2 separate regions of the Homo sapiens genome follow, and region 1 is linked to region 2. Evidence: chromatin loops called from intact Hi-C (ENCODE). Cell type or tissue: OCI-LY7. All regions are shown on one strand. Each heading gives the region's core, and the rest is flanking DNA. Links, peaks and the distances in the headings are about the cores only.

What was found. Peaks named below come from ENCODE experiments on the same cell type or tissue, not always from the same donor. Only the 100,000 strongest peaks of a DNase experiment are listed, where the experiment ranks them.
Region 1: it touches region 2 in a loop (2.4-fold over the local background); 29 of 110 quality-filtered maps call a loop at or near these places.

The regions. Positions count from the first base shown.
Region 1 is chr3:179,557,697-179,560,619 of GRCh38, reverse strand. No RefSeq gene overlaps it. Among named protein-coding and RNA genes, the nearest start is that of ACTL6A, 3.8 kb to the left of the region's middle. RefSeq lists a silencer at 1,525-1,819. In OCI-LY7, for the core only: CTCF peaks have their summits at 1,448 and 1,653; a DNase peak (open chromatin) is centred at 1,659.
Region 2 is chr3:179,464,849-179,467,771 of GRCh38, reverse strand. It overlaps a transcript of GNB4 not described here and the pseudogene MTHFD2P7. Among named protein-coding and RNA genes, the nearest start is that of GNB4, 15 kb to the right of the region's middle. In OCI-LY7, for the core only: no CTCF peak of the experiment used is centred there; a DNase peak (open chromatin) is centred at 1,311; H3K27ac peaks cover 1,613 bases.

The sequences.
Region 1 (2,923 bases), core at 325-2,824, 93 kb before region 2:
TTTTCTAATAATTAAATATTGAAGAGATGCTATTTGTGAGTTTATAATACACAGTTATCCATTTAAATCAATGTAGCATTTAAATGCCAAATAATTTATATACAGCAAATTAACTAGATTTTGATATCGCTGAACATTGATATCTCTCTTCAATACTATCTCCAACATCTCTCATGTTTGAAGATAATATATCCTAGAAGTAAAATACCTATCTAGTCTAAAAGAGAGTAAAATATTTGTTCCACTTGTTCAGCATTTATCTTAAAACAAAACAGTTCAAGAGGGTTGATGATGAGGACCACGCCCTCTAGCCTCTGGAAAGCCTGAGATGGGACTGTCTCCTCCCCAGATTTAAAACTGTCCTGCACCGTGTGCAGAGTAACCAAACTGTGCAGGAGAATTGTAAATCTGACAGCACAAAGAAGATGGAAGTGACACTCAGATGATTTTGCTTAAAGTCAGGTTTTGCTCCATTTGATAATTTGGAAAAATACTAGAAAACAGATCATTTGTTTGTTCATTCATTTGTAATATCAGGTTGGCTTGGAATCTCTTGATGTCCCATTGGAACCACGGCTTCATTTAATAATAAGCCATTGAAATGAATTTCAAAGGAAATAAACTTCACATTACATCTGATGTTTCAGGACAAATCACATGTTGACACAGATAAAAGTGCACACTTGTGAATCCTTTGATAAATTTTAATCAATAAAAAATGTAATAGGACACTAAGACTATTGGCCCTGAAATATTGAATTGCTGGAGCATGAGATTGTTCAGAAAGAAAACCTATTCAGCCTTCTAAAAGAACTATGTCGGTGGATGGGCATCCTCCATATTAATGACGTTATTTCCTTTGACTTAACAGTATGGCTGTTTTCTATTCTTTTTTTTTTTTTTTTTTTTTTTTTTTTTGTAAAACAGAGTCTCGCTCTATAGCCCAGGCTGGAGTGCAGTGGCATGGTCTTGGCTCACTGCAACCTCCATCTCCCAGGTTGAAGTGATTCTCCTGCCTCAGCCTCCCCAGTAGTTGGGACTACAGGCATGTGCCACCATGCCCAGCTAATTTTTGTATTTTTAGTAGAGAAGGAGTTTCACCATGTTGGCCAGGCTGGTCTTGAACTCCTGGCCTCAAGAGATCCACCTGCCTCGGCCTCCCAATCTTCAATTCTTAGGAAAACTAGTTGAAAGTACATTAAAACAAAAGTACTAACCCAGCAAAATCTGCTTTATGAAATATAAAATATATGAGGGTTGGGGTTTTTTGAGTAGTGATATTTCTCCCCTGTTGTCTAACATGTTTTCTCTAAAGTCTTGGCTCAGCCTATATTAATGTTGTCAATAACTAGTCAGATTAAACTGCAACAACTCAAGGTTATTGTCTGTTATTTCAGTTCTCAAAGGCACAGCATATCAAAACTATCAATGCTTGCAATTTTCCCCCTGAACCAATATATCAGGTATGTCAACCTAAAAACAAAAGATGTTGAAGTAACAGGTATATAAATTTATCTAGCCCAGAGTAGGTGCTCAGTGGTTGATTCCGAATCCAGTTTACAAAAATAAAGAGGCTTTCAAAAATCATTTGTAATATCCAAGCATCAAGAATTTCTTCTGTGGCCCCAGGTGCAACAATTGGCTTTGCCACATTGGGTCGCTGGTCGTCCATTCTTGTAATGATCCACCAGGACTTGTGATGCTGGATCCTCTCTACTTTCTTCACCAGCCCTGTCAGCACTCAGGTTATGGAATTTCAGCAGTCATTACAAAATGTTACATATCTTATCCTCTGTCTCAGCTTTTATTAAGTTCAGCATTGAAAAAAAAATGCAACTGCTGTTTATGCAAGCTAGGAAACAAATTCAGAAAATTATCATCCGTCAGGAAGAAATGACACAAAAATTTATGTACATTTAGAATTATTTTGTTTCATGCTGCAAAATATATAAAGTTGGCAGTAGTAAAAAGCAATTTTCAAAATAGACATTTTTGTGTGTATGAGGAGTCATTGTAAGCACCATCCTTTGCGTACTGAAGTTCCAAATGTATAACACTCATCCAAGCACTACTGAGATAAAAGATAAATACCTGGTATCATATATAGGGTTTTTCAACAATAGAAATATGATTGGTAAGATTCATACATGTTTGCCATCAGAATAGTAAGAGATCTATCCATTTCAATAATGTAACCTAGATCTATAAAGAAGCAAATAAAAGTATGTTTGGTCACAGCTGGTAACTTTATAACACACTAATAGGTTTGCTATGGTATTAACAATGGTCCTGAACAGACAAGAAAGTAAAGAAAAAAAGATGAGATGCTAAATTCTCGGTGAGTTGTACGAGTCTATATTGTTATTTCATTATCTTTAAAAAAAAAAAAAAACCTCTTCTTTGTTCATTCAATATAGCTTTTGGGGAAAATCACCATGTGAGTTAGCAATGCCAACATTTAATCAACTGGTGCTGTAAAGTGACACTGTGTCACTTGGGGCCACTTTTGGGCAAATCAGGGCTTCTCATTGATCTAGGTCAGTAGCAACACCATGTTGTAAGGCTGTTACACAGCTCGAGGAGCAATACTCTCCTGAGTCCAAGGTTCTTGCTAAGGATGGCTTCTTTGGAACACTTGAAACTGCTTTGGAATAGAAAGGATTTCATCGGCCACACGATAATAATGACCACAAATTACTGAACTTTATGTGCTATCATAGGAAAGACGCTTTATATACAATATTTTCCATTAATCGACTTATCCTTCTGAGGGTTTTGGCAGAAGAGGCCCAGAGATTTACCAGCTTGCCCAACATCACAAAGCTATTGAGAGTCAGGATTTGAAACTAGAGTTGTCTGAACCTACTGAGTATGCTGTTTCTACTTCAAGATAGCTTTCTCTTTCCACTTCCATGCTTCTAGT
Region 2 (2,923 bases), core at 159-2,658:
ATTCCTCACAAAACTTAAGATCAGTCATTTTACCTTCAATCCACATTCAGTGAACACCAACCATGTTTATTTAATGCCTACTATGTGCCTGACAGCCACAGTGCATCTGACACTTACTTTCTCCAAAACAACTATGACTTGAACCTTGAGTAAATCACTTTGGTTAGAGTTACTATATTTGCTCAAGATGAAAAATGCAGGTGCTTTCTTTTTTAAAGAAAAATGACACTAGATCATTAACACCTTGAGTACCAGGACAGGTAATTGCCTCTGTAATCCCCAGAGTCTAGTGTAGTGCCTGGTCCATAGAAAGCTCTCAGTAAGTGTTTGATTACATTTAATCTCAGAACTCCCTTCCAAGGTATACTTCCAAGAGGTAAAACTCTAAACCTCTACTCCTACTGATAGCAGAATTTCTTAACTAATCCAGAAACATCTCCTATGCCTAAGTATAAATTCTTGCCAGGCACAGTGGCTCACACCTGTAATCCCGCTACTTGGGAGGCTGAAGTGGGGGGAATTATAGAGCTCAGGAGGTCAAGACCAGCCTGGGCAACATAGTGAGCCCATCTCTAAACAAATGTTTAAAACTTAGCCAGGCATGCTGGCACACACCTGTAGTCCAAGCCATTTCGGAGGCTGAGGCAGGAGGATAGTTTAAGCCCAGGAGTTCAAGGCTGCAGTGAGCTATGATCAGACCACTGCACTCCAGCCAGGGAGACAGCTGGAACCCATGTCTTATAAACAATAATACTTAATTTTTTAAAAAAGTATTTATCATCATCCACACCATTCCTGGGGGAGCTAAAAATCCACCCTTAACATTTCAGTTTTAAAACCTGGCTGATTAGGGATAGAACTTTGTCCAAATTAAATTGTAGAAATGCTATGGATTCAAGAGTAAACCTGCTTGATTAATCAAACAAGCTGGAAAACTACTCTGTTAATTTCTTTGTTGTAAATTGATCACTGTAATTTTACCTTACATGTCATGTATATTTTGTATATACACAAACATTTTAATTTCCATAGCTTTTAACAGGTTGACATAATACTTCTCCATGCAGGAAGTCAGTCATTTTTTCCACTTACAACTGTAATTCAATAAAATTTTGGTCACCTTGGTCATCTTGCTCCATGTTTAATAATCTAGGTAAGTAAGCAGGCATGACTTATAGACATGAGCTATACCTCACTCACAAAAACATCTCCAGCAAACTCTCTAAATTTCTTTCAACTCCAGAGAACTATCAAAAGAATAACACCAGCTGGCAGAAGAACAAGGAGGGAGGTAGGTCAATTCAACTGTTCTTTCTCTTTCTGCCTCAAGCTGCCTAGAGCAGGAGCTACTTCTGCTTAGCCCAAAGCCAAAATAGACAAGGAACCTATCCCTGCCTCAAGTATTTTACAGATTAAGCTCCTAGCTTGGCACAACCTGTTGGGATATAAGACTGTAGGACTGGCCAGGTGCGGTGGCTCATGCCTGTAATCCTAGCATTTTGGGAGGCCGAGGTAGGTGGATCACTTGAGGTTAGGAGTTTGAGACCAGTCCGGCCAACTTGATGAAACCCTATCTCTACTAAAAACACAAAAATCAGCCAGGCATGGTGGCATGCACCTGTAATCCCAGCTGCTCAGGAGGCTGAGGCACAAGAATTGTTCGAACCCGAGAGGCAGAGGTTGCAGTGACCCGAGATCACGCCACTGCACTCCAGCCTGGGCAACAGAGCGAGACTCAATCTCAAAAAAAAAAAAAAAAAAAAACGACTAGAGGATGAGGCTGGTTTCTCCAATGCTCTTTAAACCTCTGTTTGGGCGTGGGTGGCCCATGCCTGTAATCCCAGCCCTCTGGGAGGCTGAGGCAAGAGGATTGATTGCTAGAGGCCAGGAGTTCAATACCAGCCCAGGCAACATAGCAAGACCCCCATCTCTACAAAAAAAAAAAAAAGAAGAAGAAGAAGAAGAAGAAGAAGAAAAAAATTATCTATTTAAGGCTATAGAAGTAAGTGTTACTGAATATAGGAATATCTACATTGATTAAATAAGAAAAAAACTCAGGTTAGGTCACAACTAGGAGTCATAGGAAGACAGAATTTCAGAAATTCATATCACACCAGACAGATGTGTTTTATTAAAAAAGAAAAAAAGACCTTTAATCAGAAAGTCTGCTTAAATTCAATATTAACTCAAACTCTTAAAAAATTTCTGGAAAAAACAGAGCCCTTGGCTCTGCCTCCTGGGTTCATGTCATTCTCCTGCCTCAGCCTCCCAAGTAGCTGGGACTACAGGCACCTGCCACCACGCCCGGCTAATTTTTTTTTTTGTATTTTTAGTAGAGACGGGGGTTTCACCATGTTAGCCAGGATGGTCTCCGTTTCCTGATCTCGTGATTCGCCCGCCTCGGCCTCCCAAAGTGCTGGGATTACAGGTGTGAGCCACCGCGCCCGGCCATAATGGTATTCTTCATTAGCATTGCCACTGTCATGGGGCCAACACCTCCAGGAACTGGAGTGATATAACCGGCTTTTTGTCTGACTCCTTCAAAATCCACATCTCCAACCAACTTCAGTTTGGCAGTTACAGGATCATGAACTCTATTTATTCCCATATCAGTGACTGCTGCTTCTTCCTTGATCATATCTGCTGTGATCAGATTTGGAATACCTGCAGCAGATATTACAATATCTGCAAGAATTGTATGTTTCTTCAACTGCTCTTTGGAAGTATATCGATAAGATATTGTAACAGTGGCATCACCTCCGGGACGTTCATGCACCCCATCTGTGTGCAGTAACATTGCAATGGGCATTTCAACACTTTTTGACCTTCCAGCCACAACCACATTCTTCCCTAGGGTTGGAATGTCAGTTCGCTTAATTATTTCCCACACACCGCATGGGGTAGCCGGTAACATGGAATACTG